Linked DNA regions of Homo sapiens: region 2 is linked to region 1. Evidence: read pairs that join two places in POLR2A ChIA-PET (ENCODE). Cell type or tissue: IMR-90. All regions are shown on one strand. Links, peaks and the distances in the headings refer to the core of each region. The heading gives the core; the rest is flanking DNA. Region 1 overlaps CDC42 (cell division cycle 42). Region 2 holds the start of LOC107985377 (a long non-coding RNA gene).

Region 1 (5,000 bases), core at 1-5,000:
TATTCTAAACTGTTTTCTCCTTCCCTTCTTTGCTGCTGCTTCCTGTCCCACTACTGTAGAAAGATCGTTTAAAAACAAAGGAATAAAACCATCCTGTTTGAAAGCCTCTGCGTCTTTTTACTCACCACCTTAGAGCAACCTCTGTATTAGTTTTTGATCAAGAATGCAATATCATATAAATTTTTTGTGATCAGTAGTCAAGTTGGACTTGTTTTAACGTTCTGCTGCTTGAGTTGCCTGATGCTCAGAGCTTTTTGGTTTGGATTACTATTGCAAAAGGGAACTTGGTCTGGCTTTAAGAATGTCCTCTTGGAGAAAATAACAAGAGTTTTAACACTTCTAGATCTTAGTTCTAGATGGAGAAAGTAACACAAACATCATTTTACTCTTATGATCAATTGTTAATTGTAATTGCATGACAAACCTTATGGAAAAGGGGTGACCTAGTAGAGTGTAATGGGGAAGGGAGGATTCTTTTCTGGTTTTCCTTTGTGCGGTGAAACTTTGTGTTGCTGTTGCTTTGGCTGTCTGTGCTGTAGTGGAGTATTTGTCAGTCTGGGGTGGGGAAGATATTGATGTATCTGCTACTGCTTTATGAGTTCATTTGTTACATTATCTTTTAAGAATAACATCCATTTAAACAGTTGACTTACAGTTTGTTAATGCTGAGATGTAAAGCTGCCACCTTTATATTTTCCTGCTTCTGATTTTATTGTGAGGGAAATATACAATTGTGGTTACCTTCAAATTTTGAAATTAAAAATATACAACCGTTTGTATAAATGCCTGATGAAGCTTTATTCCTGTTGCACTGACTGGCTCTAATTTTACGTATGTATCAGGTACCCACATTTTTGCTCCCTTGAATCTCCTTGACTCTGTCTAACTGGTGGGATAAAGGGAGTTCAAAGTGACTATCTTTGCAGCTACCATAATCACCCTCTCTCTCTCTTTGCCTGTGCCTTCCATAGAATAAGGATGCCACTGACCCGTGCCCGTCCTCTCAGTCCTCTGTTTCATATCCAGCTGTTTCATTTGAATGCAGAGCTGCTTCCCTTGTTTTTATGTAAAATGTTTCAGCAGCACATTACAAAACTCATACTGAATGAGCAAATGACACATGTGCTTGTTTGCTTCTTGTGACATACATTGGTCTGCGCAAAGCTTTCTCAAAGGACCACTGTCTCACTCATGAATATCTGCTCCTCTGCTCCTGAATTGCTGAATCCTTCCAGTGCCCTGGACAAATCTTGGTGAAGTGAGATTATTGTGTTGAGATTCAGGGTTGTTTTTAATGTTTCTTTCTTTGCCAACTCTTGGGGGTTTGAATGTTTTAAATTTGAACTCCAACTTTATTATACTGAAAATCAGACCGCCCATTTTTTCTTTCTACCCCTTTTCAGAAAGGCCTAAAGAATGTATTTGACGAAGCAATATTGGCTGCCCTGGAGCCTCCAGAACCGAAGAAGAGCCGCAGGTGTGTGCTGCTATGAACATCTCTCCAGAGCCCTTTCTGCACAGCTGGTGTCGGCATCATACTAAAAGCAATGTTTAAATCAAACTAAAGATTAAAAATTAAAATTCGTTTTTGCAATAATGACAAATGCCCTGCACCTACCCACATGCACTCGTGTGAGACAAGGCCCATAGGTATGGCCCCCCCCTTCCCCCTCCCAGTACTAGTTAATTTTGAGTAATTGTATTGTCAGAAAAGTGATTAGTACTATTTTTTTTTGTTGTTTCAAAAAAAAAATTTTTGTGTGTGTGTGTTTTTTTTTTTTTTTTTTTTGTTGTTTAAAAGCAAGGCATGCTTGTGGATGACTCTGTAACAGACTAATTGGAATTGTTGAAGCTGCTCCCTGGTTCCACTCTGGAGAGTAATCTGGGACATCTTAGTGTTTTGTTTTGTTTTTTTCCCTCCTCTTTTTTTTGGGGGGGAGTGTGTGTGGGGTTTGTTTTTTAGTCTTGTTTTTTTAATTCATTAACCAGTGGTTAGCCCTTAAGGGGAGGAGGACGGATTGATTCCACATTCCACTTCCTAGATCTAGTTTAGAAAACATGTTCCCCATCTGGTGCTCTTAGGAAGGAGTATAGTAAATGCCTCATTTAATAACATACTCCTTTTTGAAAGTTGCCTTTTCTCTCCACCCTTGAGTAGATCCAGTATTTGATGAAACTCATGAAAGTGGGTGGAGCCCATCTTGCCCCTCCTCTTTTCTAGGACGCACTATATGTGACTGTGACTTTCAAGGACATTTGTTTGCCATTTGCTGATTTTTTTGGGAAGTTAATTTCTAACTTCTTTCACTGATAAATGAAGAAAAGTATTGCACCTTTGAAATGCACCAAATGAATTGAGTTTGTAATTAAAAAAATTTTTTTCCCTTTCAGTCATTGTCTTATATGCTTAGCATAGATTTGCAGCTCAGTAGTATATGGTGTTCCTAGAATGCAGCTGAAGACCTGTTATGTAGAGGAAATACGAGGGGTGGTGCTAGAAGACAGACATCTGTGGAATGATTCACATCCTCTCAAGTTAGGAGGATGGAGGCCTGCTTCATTAAGAAGCTGGGGGTAGGGTGGGGGTGGGGAGAACACTTAACAACATGGGGACCAGTCAGGGGAATCCCCTTATTTCTGTTTTGCATATGAGGAACCCTAGAGCAGCCAGGTGAGGCTCTCTAGTTTAATAAAAATCATGGAAAGACTCTTAATGCAGACTCTTCTTAAGTGTTAATAGGGATTTTTTCAGCTTATTTTGGTTGCAGTTTCCAATTTTTAAAAATGTTGAGGTAATCTTTCCCACCTTCCCAAACCTAATTCTTGTAGATGCATTAGTGTTGAACCAATGCTTTCTCATGTCTCAATTCTTTGTATATGCATTCTTTTCAGATGTATTAAACAAACAAAAACCCTTCACAAGCCAGCCTGAGGGTTGTTATTTTCCCTCCGTCTCTTACTTTTCAGATATTGAGGAGTGGGAATTTGACTCTTGATAACATCAATTTCTAACAAACTTTGGGATAAAATTTTAAAGCTTTATTATTTTTATTTTCTGGCATTTTAGTTTGAGATAATATTTAGCCCTCTATATGTTCAGGTTTGTGCTTTCTCCTCTAAGTTTGACCCTTCCCTTAAATACCAAGTAGGTCCATAATAATTCTTAGTGAAGCAGTGTTCAGGAAGCTCACTGCTCATGGTGGAAGGAAATGTCAGTGTACCTTTAATCCATAGATCATTGAAAAGCAGCTCATTTTCCCCCAAGTTTTCTGCATCAGTGGTTCTCCAACTGGAGTGCAGCTTGAACAATGTGATTTTTAAGTTTTCCAGGCATTTCTAAAATGTAGCCAAGTTTGGGAATCACCACACCTAGTTGGTTATCTCAAACTACTACTATCAGAATACAGGTTCTGTGCTGCGAATCTGAATATGGGATACATTTTCTTTAGGTAGCAAGAAAGGTTTATTTACCTTTAGGACATTATACTGATCTGCATGAGAATCTTAGAAACTAAGAACCCTTAAAATCAGTTAAGGTTGGTACACTGTGGCCTCATTTTGATAGTTCTCTGCATGGAGTCATGTTTGGCATGATTTGCATACTGTGCTAGAATTAAGCTGGGTTGGTTGAGAAGGGGTTAGGAAGAGGCAGATGTAAGCTTTAACAGTTCTAACCAAGAAATGCATCTTATTTATTCCTTGTTGACTATACTAGGGAGAGATACCTGGATCATGTGATACCCTGGAAAGCAGGGACATATGTATCCTTAGTGTAGTCAGGGGCGTATAGGTCCTTGACTATTGCTATATCTTTGTCCTAAAGCAATGCTTGACATGATATGGCTCTAGAAGTAGTCATTGGATGGGTATATTATTTTATAAATGAGTAAGTGAAATAAAGCAGGTCATACAGTTGTGTCAACGAATTATCCGTGTATCAGAAGAACAAGGATGATGGGGATTGATTGAAGCTAATGTTTTCTTAAATATTTTCAGATTGATTTCTGCATGTCAGAAGAACTTGGGTAGCAAGTGGATGCAGCTTAGGTTTTCCATTTAAATATTGTTTTCTATTTGACGTAACAAACTTGCTTATAGTCGTGGCTTAGAAGGTGAGTGATATTCTCCAGGGAGTATGATTTAGAGGCTGGAAAGGGTTATTGAAAATAGTCCTTACAGGCTTAGTTTGTGTCAGAATTTATAGTATTTAATACGATGTTAATATATTATTGCTATTTATAAGTGTTTTACTGAACATCCTAGAAATAGATTTTTTTTTTTTTTTTTTTTTGAGACGGAGTCTCGCTCTGTCGCCCAGGCTGGAGTGCAGTGGCGCGATCTCGGCTCACTGCAAGCTCCGCCTCCCGGGTTCACGCCATTCTCCTGCCTCAGCCTCCCGAGTAGCTGGGACTACCGGCGCCCGCTACCACGCCCGGCTAATTTTTTGTATTTTTAGTAGAGACGGGGTTTCACCGTGTTAGCCAGAATGGTCTCGATCTCCTGACCTCGTGATCCGCCCGCCTCGGCCTCCCAAAGTGCTGGGATTACAGGCGTGAGCCACCGCGCCCGGCCAGAAATAGATTTTATAGTTAAAGCGATGTTCTTCAAGCTGGACTTTATGCCACAAGGGGAGTGTATTCTAAAGGGGAAGAAAAGGATTGTGGTTTAAAAGAACAATTGTAATATTTCCTTCATTCTGAGGTGTATTTTTCTCACATTTTCATATTGTAATTAGGATACCTGTTAACATTGGTGTACATTTAATGTAGTAGTACTTTTTCTCCTTTTGCCCTGCAAGTTGTCACTAAATTTGTGCTATCATAATTGTTACCTTCATAGAATGCTTAAATAGTGGTACTTCTTTGACTTGTTAGGTTTGGACTATTTTCCTTTTCTTCTTCCATTTGTGAGGTAAATTAGTGGTTATTTTGGTGCTGGGTGCTAAGAAACTCGCAAAACAAGGGCCCTGCTCAAGAAGGATTGAAACTTAGTCCTTGCTG
Region 2 (10,713 bases), core at 3,379-8,378, 160 kb after region 1:
GGGGGACTTTTGGGAATGTCTGGAGACATTTTTGGTTGTTGCAACTGGCGATGTTGGTGTGCCCTGCCATTCTGTTGGCATTGATAAGGGTAGAGGCAAGTGATGTTGCCAAACATTCTACAATGAACAGGACAGCCCTCATAACAGAGAACCATCGATTGTCCCAAAGCTGGGGCACCCTGGCCTGGAGTCCCCCGGGCCAAGGCCTGGAATAGGGATTCAGTGTCCCCATTGCACACACTCTCTGTAAGCCTCTCACTGTGGGAGACCCTGGAGCTGATACTGGAGACGCTGAGATGATCCAGTTTCAAATCCTGGTGGTCCAGAAACCTTCCAGTCTGGCATGCGAGACAGACAAGTGCCTGGCTTGTTCTCAGCCACCATAGCAAGGGAACTTCCAGAAGAGCAAGCAGGAGGTCACGAGTCTTGGGCTTGGAGGACAGACCCATGATGTCAGGGAAAGAGCACTAGACAAGGAGTCCGCAGTCCCAGCTCTGACCAGCTGAAGAAACACAGACAAGCCATCCATGTCCCCCTCTTTGGGCCTCAGTTTTGTCCTCTGGTCATTGCTGAGCTGAAATCTCTAACTCTAAGGGCCCGAGCTGTGCCAGTCTTGGATTCTAGACTCAATTCATTTGCAGTGTGGTGGAGGGGCTTGAGGTACAGCATAGAGGTGGGCAAGCCATGGCCGAATCCAGCTGGGCGCCTGCATTTGTGAAAAAAATAATGTCTCTGCACTGTCTATGGCTACATCAGCAAAGTGGAGTACTTGCAACAGAGACTGTCTGGCCCTCAAGTGCTAAAATATTTTCTCTCTGGCCCTTAGAGGAAAAGGTTGTTGGCTCCCCCACACTAATGGGCAGATTTCAGGTGTAAGTCACTGGCCAGTTGGGAATTAGAGGAGAGGTATTTGTTTGGCAGGGGGCGTGGGAAGGGCATATTTTGATGGAAGTTTTTTCTAGTGCACTGGTCAGGATCTCAAACTCAGATTCCTCTCTACGGCCTCAGTTTCCCTGTGTGTGAATGGAAATCGCTGTACCTGCCTGGCACAGTGGGTAAGGAGGGAAAGTCTCGTGCCTGGGCCAGGCTGGCGGAGCTGGGTTATTTATGGTTTCCGCCGGGAGGGGGGCTGCAGGCCGCGGGCCGTGTCTGACCTGAATTCTTACACTTACAGGAAATTAGAGCCCTTGGAAGCAGGTGCGCTGGGATCCTAACACTCGGGTGGCCGAGAGGGCGATGTGGCTGAGGCAACAGGGAAAGGGGGCTGGACTGGGCTGGGGGCTGGAGGAGGGGCCAGTCCCGAGGGGACGGGGCTCCAACCTCACCTTCCTGCTGTCGTGGAGAAGAAAAGTGGTAATGACCGCTACTGTGCACTGGGCTCTCGCTCTGTGCTTTGCTTGTGTTTGCTCAGTTAATCCTCCCAACATGCCTCTAAGGTAAGATGATTGCCCCTCATTTTACAGATGGGGAAACTGAGGCTCAGTGAGGTGTGCTCACTTGCCCATGAGCACAGAGCAGGCGTTAGAGTCAGGATTTGAACCCAGGAAAGGCTGTACAATTCCAATTCTTATATCCTCTTTTCCATACCAGCCACCTATGGGCAACAAGGTCTCCAAGGAAACTCCAGAACATTCTGTGGGTTTCAGTGGTTACCTGCTGAGGCGGCATTGGGCATGGAGCATCCGAGGGTCCAAGGTGAGAAAGAATCAGGGTGTGTGGCTTATGGTCCAGTTCCAGGGTTGGAGCGGGAGGGTGAGTGGTCGGCGTCTGTGGCAAGCAGCTGTGGGGCTTTTGGGAGCTGGCCGTAGGCAAGGGAGTGCCAAGTGTCTGCAGTCAGAGGCCAGGAGCCTGGGAGGCTGGAGAGATGGGGTCTGGTCTGCCCTGAGGTCGGGCCTGGCCGGGGGTGCCCTGGGTGGGCTGCCTGTCTGCAGCGGGCAGGTAGGTGAGCCTCGTGCACACTGGGTCATGTGTGACGAGTCTTTGATTTATAAGAATGTGTGGGAGTGTGAACTCATGTGCAACAGTGTGAGTGTGAGACAGGGTGGGTGTGATTGTTTGAATATTTGTATGTTTGCAGAGGCGGGTGAGGCTTGGTAAGGGCCAAGATGTCTTCAATTTGGGGACTTTCTTTATTAAAAGGAATGCAAAATGACAAATACTAAAGAGACTTTAAAACGAGAAAAGAAACCACAACGAATTACTCAATTTTTAAGCTGACAAATACCACAAACATTACCAAATCCAGAAAAAAATCATAATATTTTTATTAATTAACTCCCTGGCACATTCCTGTACTACTGATTTTTATTTCTCTTTTTGGCTTTGACCATCGTGTGAACACATTGCAAGGGCCCTCCCGGGGCTCTGGAAGGAGGCTGCAGCTCCAGCCTTGGGATGTGTGAGTTTGTGTGAGCGACTGAGGGCGTGGGTGTGTGTGCGGGTGTGACCAAATGTGGGGGCCTGTTTCACAAAAGAGAGATGGAGAGCAAGGCTGTCATGGCAAACTGGCTCAATGGGTATTTGTTGAATAAATAAAAAGGACGATCGCATATGTGAGAGACTGTGTGTGGAGGAGATGCATGTGTGTTTAAGCACGTGCACATGCGTGAATGCATGCATGTGCAGTAGTGGCCGTGGGAAAGAGTGTGTGTGAGTCTGTGTGATCCCTCGGTGTCTTTTCTTTGGCATTCTAGTTTTAGGGAGCCCCTCCCTGCCTGCACCTCCACCCCCACCCATACCCCGCCCAGAGGCAGATGGGCACAGACACGCTGTGGCATTTGGTCCAGGCCTTGCGGGGACAGGCTCAGTGCGCGGAATTCACAGCTCCTTCCCCTGCCCCACCTCCCCTCCTCCCACCGATGAAATGTTGGTAATTCAATCCACGGAGAAGCCCGATGTCCCGGGGAGAGGCTGGCATGGGCAGTGTGTGTGTGTGTGTGTGTGTGTGTGTGTGTGTGTGTGTGTGTGTGTGAGAGAGAGAGAGAGAGAGAGAGAGAGAGAAAGAGACAGAAAGAGAGAGACAGGCAAGCAGAGAGAGAGGAGACACTTGCATTTTTCCAAGCTGGTGGGCTCCCAGCTCATGCCCTTCCTTGTACAAATGGGGACCCCAAGCCTTAGGGGCAGGGAGGGGACATGTCTGAACAAATGAGTGGGAGCAGGTTGGGACCAGAATTCAGCTCTCCCAGGTCAGTGTTTCCGATACAAATAGCCCTTGAAGAGCACTTGCTATGGGCTAAGTAAGCATTGGGTCAGGCTGAGGGGTGGAGGGTGCTTGGACAGAAAGAATCCTGAGTTGCAGCCACTTTTAGAAAAGTAGGGGACTCTGCGAAAGGGAAAGGGGATATGTCTGTGTTTTGGGGGAGCAGCCATGGAGAAGCAGGCAGGGCTAGATTGTGGGGGTCCAGCCCACCAGCCTGGGGAGCCTGGTTTGCTCCTGAAGGGAATGGGAAGGGGTTAGAGGGTCAAGGGTAGTGGGTGGGACGGGCACAGATTTGGGTTTCAGAAGGAGAACTGGCTTCTGTGGGGAGGTGGAGGGGCTGCTGGGGCCCACTGTCACCAAACAGCCGAGTGCCCCATCTGGGCAAGAGGTAGTAGGTCTGATGGGGTAGGGGGCGGGATTGCTAGGCTGGAGACGACCCCAACTCTGGCCTTTTTCACCACTCGCCCCTCCTCCCCATCAGCTTTCCCCTGAGAGGCCTCACACTTGAACTTAGAGGAAGAGTGAGTGGCCCTGGAGCTGGGCCTTCCAGTAGGAGCAGGGTTTCTGCAGGGAAGCAGAGAGAGGAGCCCGGGAGAAGGCACACGGTGAGCAAAGGCAGGGAGGTGGCCCACTGTCCTACCCCCACAGTGGCCTGTGCTTTTTGTCCACTGCAAGGAAGAGCTTAGAACCCCTTTACCTAGTCCCTGCAGGCAACGGAGGCGCATGCTGCTAGGGGTCTTTGGGATGCCTGGAACTTTAGGTCAAGGCTAACGAAGAAAATGTGAGCCCACAGTAGGCCCTGCTCAAATTCCACCTGCAGAAGGATAATTCCTAGAGCCTGTGAGAGCTGCTGGCCCGTCCAGACTCACCCTGCCCCTCTCCCCAGACCTGCCCTGGGCTCTGGGACCTGACAACCCCAGATGGCATCATCTGGGCCCCTTGTTGTCTGGTTTCTGGTTGGCCTTGGCGAACTGGGGGGGTGAGAGCTGAAGTGGGTCATAGGAATTATTTCCCTGCTGAGTTGCCATGGACTGGCTTTGTCCCTCTCCTGCTCTGGACACAGATCCTCTCTGGGTTCTAGTAACTGTTCCTACCCCTCCCCCTTCAGGCTTGAGGGTGGTAGCAGCTTTCCACTCCTACTAGCCCCTGGGTGCAGCACAATTGCTGATGGGTTCCTCTTAACCCCACCCACACCACAGTGGCGGGGTTTTATTTATTTAAAAATGTATTAAATAGAGACAGGGTCTTACTATGTTGGCCAAACTGGTCTTGAACTCTTGGCCCCAAGTGATCCTGCCTCCTTGGCCTCCCAAATTGCTGGGATTATAGGCGTGAGCCACAGTGCCGGGACTGTAAATCCCTTTTCTGTGAGGCTATTTCCTGCTGGGACACTGACCGTGTCGCCCTGCCCTGTCTCCAGCTAGCTTTCCCTTCCCTCTCCTCTGGCTGGGCTCCCACCCTACCCTTAGCTGGGTTGAGGAATGTCACTTTCAAGTTCTCAGTGGGTCCAGAGCTCTGTGGGAGGAGAGCCCCAGAATCATTTCCACAAACATCAAACTCAACAACCACAATGTTAGATAAATAAGGTCTGGCAGGCAGGGTGGCTGCTCAGCCCCGGAGCTCTGGGGAAGGCCTTTGCTCCTGTCTGACCCGTCTGGTCTGCTCACACCCTGAGCTTGCTGGTGTTCTGGTGTGTGCAACCCTCTGGGGTCTTCCGGGCCCACGCTGTGCCTCAGGCCCACAGAGATGCTAAACGGCCCCTCATAGAAGCCCTGACGCTGGGCCCCTTGCAGCTTCTCCCAGGGTGTACCAATGATGCTTCTCCCATGCAGTGAATTCTTCCCACATCTGATCACCCCGTTTTCTGTCCATTTCATAGGGTTCTTCTCAGCCACCGTCAACAACCCCAGCTGCTACCAAGGTGCAAGAACACACAGGCTGCTGTGAAAGGACTGTAGGGGGCAAGGGCAGAGGAAGGGGCCAGCCAGGAGGCTTCCAAAATAATCCAGGCAGGAGAGGATGGTGGCCTGGACAAGGGTGGCAGGTGGAGGAAACTGGCTGGATTCCAGAAATTCTCCCATTTCGGCACCCAGACTCCATGCAGAGTAGAAATGGATGCTCTTGGCTGGGTGCGGGGGCTTGTGCCTGTCATCCCAGCACTTTGGGAGGCTGAGGCAGGTGAATCATGAAGTCAGGAGATCGAGACCATCCTGGCTAATACAGTGAAACCCTGTCTCTACTAAAAATACAAAAAATTAGCCGGGTGTGGTGGCACGCGCCTGTAGTCCCAGCTACTCAAGAGGCTGAGGCAGGAGAATCGCTTGAACCAGGGAGGCGGAGGTTGCAGTGAGCTGAGATCAGGCCACTGCACTCCAGCCTGGGTGACAGAGAGAGACTCTGTCTCAAAAAAAAAAAAAAAAAGATGCTCTTGAATTTGAGTTCTGAAATTTTGCATCCTGTTCCCCATGTGGCGGCCCAGCCATTTTTCCCTTAGGGTGAGTGGGCCTGTGAAACCAGGAGAGCGCTGCTGTGCGTCTAGTCGTCGGGGGCATATTGATCGATTTATTTGACCCTCTGCAGGAGGTGTGCTGAATGTCCCATTCCCCGGTGCTGCCAGCTCCTCAGAGCTCTGTAGGTTACCCCGTGAGACCTTCTCCCTGCACGCCTTTTTTTCTCTAATAGAAATACCTGCTACCTGTTGCCTTCTTCCCTGCAGGATCACAAGCGCTTGCCCAGTGCCTGGCATAGAGGCGGCCATAGCTGGACTCCTACCCTGTTCCAGGCACTGAACCTTCATTTGCCCTGAGACGTCAGGGTGGTCTTAGGACCATGTTTCCAGGGAGGACACAGAGGCACAGGGGCATGAGGACCCTGCCCTGGGTGGTGGCAGAGCTGGGATTTGAACCCGGGTTTGCATGACTCCCAGCCCTGTTCCTGTCCTCTCAGGGGCTGCACCCTCCCCCTGCCCCTTCCTCCTCCCCCTCCTACCAGGCAGGGCTGAGCCAGACTGGGGTTCCAAAGCCCTTCCTCCTTCTCGATCCAGAGATAAATATTTGTTTCTCCAGTGTAAATAGCCCTTCGTGTTTAATGAGGCAATCCTAGGGCCATTTCCTGGCACGGCTCAGGGCCTGGAGGTCTTTCTCGCTCTGGGAGGAACAGTCCTAGGAGGAGAGCCGCTGAGGAGGGGCTCAGGGCCTCTGAGAAAATCCTTCCATTTACAGATGAGGAAACTGCCGCTCAGAGACGGCAGCCGACCCAGCCAAGGCCGCACAGCCAGGATTCAAAGCCATACCGCTCAGCTCCTGCCTCCAGGCTCTGCCTTTGCATGTGGCTTCTCCTGGCTCCTGGACCCTTCCCCGGCCCTCCCAGCTGGCTGTGCTGTGACAGTGGGCGGGGGAGTGCCAAGGCTCTGCCCTGCCCCCCGCCCTTGGCATCTCCGGTCAATATGGCACTCACAGCTCCCTGGGCATGGACCCCCTCCTGCCATCCCCACTTAAAGTGATACTTTAATAAATTATGCTTTTATGTTATTACACGTGGAGCTATAAAAGCAGAGAGTGTGCGGCCGGGCTGAGGTAAGGCGCCCGCGACTTTCCAATTTCCTGGTCTGGCCTGGCTCTGCTCCGCACCGTGAATTTTTCATTAATGTGCACAGGTGACGCCACGGGGCAGCCGCAGGCCAGGTAGGCTCCCACGGCGGCAAGGCCTGGGCTGGACCTTGCTGGGCTGGGCTGGGCTGGGGATGGCACAGCGGGTTTTGTACCAACAAGGATTAGAAATAGCATCACGCTGCGGCTCAAGATCATGCCCTGGATTTAAATAGCCAGGGCGGCCAGGCACAGTGGCTCACGCCTGTAATCCCAGCACTTTGGGAGTCCAAGGCAGAAGGATCTCTCCAGCCCAAGAGTTCAAGGGCAGCCTGGTTAACATAGCGAGACCCTGTCACTACAAAAAATTTTTAAAAATTAGCTGGGCATGGTGGCATGTGCCTGCAGTCCCAGCTACTCGGGAGGCTGAGGTGGAGGGATGGCTTGAGCCTGGGAGTTGAGGTTGCAGTGAGCTAGGATCACACCACTGCACTCCAGCCTGGGCGACACAGCAAGACCCTGTCTCAAATAAACAAACAAATAAGCACACACAAGAACTAGAAACCCCCTGTGTCTAGAGGAAGGAAGGGGCGTCCACTGGCCTGTGCCAGACTCTGGGCCGGCGTTTGTTGCACATGACCTCATTTCACCCTCAGAAGGCCATGAGATAGCCTTATGCACCCCACTTGATGGATGAGGAAAGTGGGGCTCTGTTGGTGAGTGAGTGGCGGTGTCAGCTCTGAACCCAGCCAGTCTGATTCTAGAACCTGAGTTCCTAACTGCTAGGCTGTTCTCATTCATTCCTTTCTCCCTCCTCTTCTCCCCCACGTCTGTGGGTCCTTTCCATGTAGTCATAGTTACAGAGGCAATGGACACATTGAAGAGAGGAAAGAAAACAAACACGACCTAGAATCTACGGGGAAGGAAGCCTTCTAGACTCCAGACCTTCCGTGTCCAGAAGTGTCAGTCTTCACATCTGTGAGGTGGGGCCAAGGAGTCCTGCCCTGCCATGCTGGGTGTTGACTTCGGGGAAGGGGCCTTGGGATGTCTATGAGGATGCAGCTGCTGCCTTCTGTCTTGGCAGAGACCATGGCCACCCCAGGACACCGTGTTTGGTCCCCGCTGTGCTAAGTCTCCTCCAGGCACCAGCCAGGCATCAGTGGAGCACAGCGGAAATGGGTCCAAAGCCACCCACAGAGGCTCTGTGTGGTTCTTGGATAATTCTGGAAGGCTCTAGAGAAGGCAACAAGAAGGCAGGAACCCAGGGCCAGAAACTGGACAACTTGTGTGTGTTTGTCTGTAAAGTGGGGCTAGGAATCCGCGTGGGGGTCAAATGAGAACAGCTCTGCCTCCCAGCGCACAGTCCCGCGTCGAGGTCAGAGAGCCTCTTAGGCCCTGGCTCTTTTGGGAAATCATCCCAGGGGCTAAAGACAAAACTGAAGTTGAAATAAACATGGGGGTCCAAACACTCCAGAATTCTGAGTGAGGGAATCTCCTCCCAGGCTTCCACGCCAGGCCCGAATGCAAACAAGAGGCAGCAGGGGTGGCTTGGGCCCCTCACACAGAATTAGTGAGATTAGCTGAGAACCAGAGCCCAGCAGATGTCCCCTCTCTGGACTCGGTGACTCACTTGCCTCCCTGGTTGAGAATCGTATCCGGCTGGGCCTGAGCTGTCCTGGCTGGCGGGGAGCTGGACGCAGGGCAGAGGTCGGGGTAAACACCCGTGCTCCAGGCGGGAGGTCGGGATGGGGGTGGTGACAAGGAGGACAACATTTCCACTCAGCAGAAAGAAGAGCCTGAGCTGCCCTAGAGCCGGAGGCGCTGCCTGGAGAGGTCGTGAGGACCCGGTCCCAGAGGTGTGCAAGCTGGGTACCCTTTGAAGACTATAGGAGGATTCCAGTTGGCGCTGGGAGTACTCCAGGCAGGATGCCAGTTCAGGTCCTTCGTGCATGAGACTCTCCCAGAGAGGCAGGCAAACATTTTCTGGGAAGGGCCAGATAGTAAATATTTCAGGTTTTGCGGGTCATCCTGCTATCTCTGTTGCAACTGCTCAACTCTGCCACTGTAGCTTGGAAGCAGCTACAGACAATACATAAATGAATGGATGTGGGTGTGGTTTTGTAAATAAAACTTTATTTACAAAAACAGGCAGTGGGCCAGGGGTGGACCCTGAGCCACCGCTTGCCAACTGTATAGAGCCTCCTGGAAGCTTGTGGATTGCAGGGCAATGACGTGACTCTTCTGCATTTGACCTTGCAGGTGGTGCCGCTCCACCTGGATGGGTTTATTCTTCCGTTTTCTCTTCCCTCGATGGGTTTATTCTTCCGCTTTCCCTTCCCTCCCTCCCTCCCTCCCTCCCTTCCTCCCTCCCTTCCTTCCTCCTTTCCTTCCTTTCCACCCATTCACTCATTTATCTCTCTATTCAGCCATATACTTCATTGTTTCAACAAATCTCTGCTTCTTGTTCTAGCTCTCTAACTCACTCACTCACTTATGAATTCATCCAGTCATTTATTCACTCACTTATTCATTTACTCTACTGGAAGCTCAGGGTTCTATTGTGGAAAATGTGGAAACGCTAAAGGAATTGGAATTCTTTTATCTGGGGAGACTCTGGAAAGTGCAGGGATTAATGATTGTCTCTTAGGCTCTGTTACATTTATAGGAAGAAGATTCTGGGCAGTTCTTGATTCACTCATGAGTCCTGCATTGTTTGCATACCCAAATCCTCCTCTAGTTGAGGCTCTGCACTAGGAATACAGCAGCAAAGATTCTGTCCTTGCCTTCCTGGAGCCTGTGTTCCAGTCTAGACTCAGGTTGTAAATAGATGGGATGTTCCAGGCAGGGAGAAGAGCACAAAGACCAAGAGGTGAGACAGAGGGAAGTATGTTCCAGAAACAGAAGTTGGGTCTGATTGGAGCACAGTGTGTGCGCATTTGTGTGTACGTGTACGTGCAGGTGTGCGGCAAGTGTGCATGTAGGTGTGCAGCAGGTGTGTGTGCAGATGTGCGGCGGGTGTGCGTGCAGGTGTGCGGCGGGTGTGCGTGCAGGTGTGCGTGCAGGTGTGTGGCAGGTGTGCGTGCAGGTGTGTGGCAGGTGTGCGTGCAGGTGTGCGTGCAGGTGTGTGGCAGGTGTGCAGCAAGTGGTGAGAAGTGGGGCTGGAACCCGAAGAGCCTTGAATGCTGGGCCGAGGAACTTCACTCTTCATACTGGTAACAATGGGGGGCTGTAAGACAGAGCTGTAAGCAGGGGAGGGCATGGTAGGCTTGGAATTTAGAAGCAACCTCTTGACCATCTGCAGAGAATGGGTTATTTAGATGTGGGCCTCGGCGAGGGCTTCCCCGGGGAAGGGGCCTTTCCGCTGGGCCAGAAGGGGGGCATTTCCAGCGTGGACTTCCTGCAACCATTGCCCCCCACACCTGTGGCTGCCCTTTCCTCCCACTTGGGCCTTCCCTACAAGGCAGGGGGTGGTAGAGACAGAAGCAGTGCTTTCTGGGAGTTTAGGTTGCCTAGGCAGGGGTGGGGCTGAGGGACAGGAGGTGGTGGGTGAGGGTGGGGAGATGCCTCTCTCCTTTCCTCTCCCTCATGAATAGACTCACGCTTGGCCTCCCGATCTCACCATTTCCACCTTTTCCTGCCTCCTTGGACTCCCACCCCGAGCTAAGGCTGGGGTCCACAATGTTGGGCCTTATGAGGCCACTCCCAGGATTCCCACCCTGCCCCTAGTGCTTATGGAGAGGCAGCCAGAGTTGGCAGCCTCCGCTGTGACACCAGCTTGCTGTGTGGCCCTGGGGGAGCCTCTGCCCCTCTCTGAGCTTCAATTTCCCCACTCATAGCGCAGTTCCAATCTCATGGGACTATCACAAAGATTCCAGGGCACTTGGCTCAGTACCTGGGCTCAGCACCTGCTAGTTATTATCAAGGCTA

What was found. ChIA-PET counts read pairs that join two places held together with the same protein. Peaks named below come from ENCODE experiments on the same cell type or tissue, not always from the same donor. Only the 100,000 strongest peaks of a DNase experiment are listed, where the experiment ranks them.
Region 2: POLR2A ChIA-PET joins it to region 1 with 16 read pairs; 1 of 35 experiments calls an interaction of 5 or more read pairs at or near these places.

The regions. Positions count from the first base shown.
Region 1 is chr1:22,090,025-22,095,024 of GRCh38, forward strand. CDC42 (cell division cycle 42) reads left to right here. Exons shown (of 6, transcript NM_001791.4): 6 at 1,404-5,000. The coding sequence ends at 1,493. Among named protein-coding and RNA genes, the nearest start is that of CDC42, 40 kb to the left of the region's middle. RefSeq lists a silencer at 1-86. In IMR-90, for the core only: no CTCF peak of the experiment used is centred there; a DNase peak (open chromatin) is centred at 2,497.
Region 2 is chr1:22,251,239-22,261,951 of GRCh38, forward strand. LOC107985377 (a long non-coding RNA gene) reads left to right here and starts at 1,327. Exons shown (of 5, transcript XR_001737789.1): 1 at 1,327-1,436; 2 at 1,591-1,695; 3 at 3,681-3,804; 4 at 5,079-5,120; 5 at 6,421-6,729. RefSeq lists enhancers at 2,475-3,379, 3,380-4,282, 9,957-10,583. In IMR-90, for the core only: no CTCF peak of the experiment used is centred there; no DNase peak of the experiment used is centred there; H3K27ac peaks cover 893 bases; H3K27me3 peaks cover 987 bases.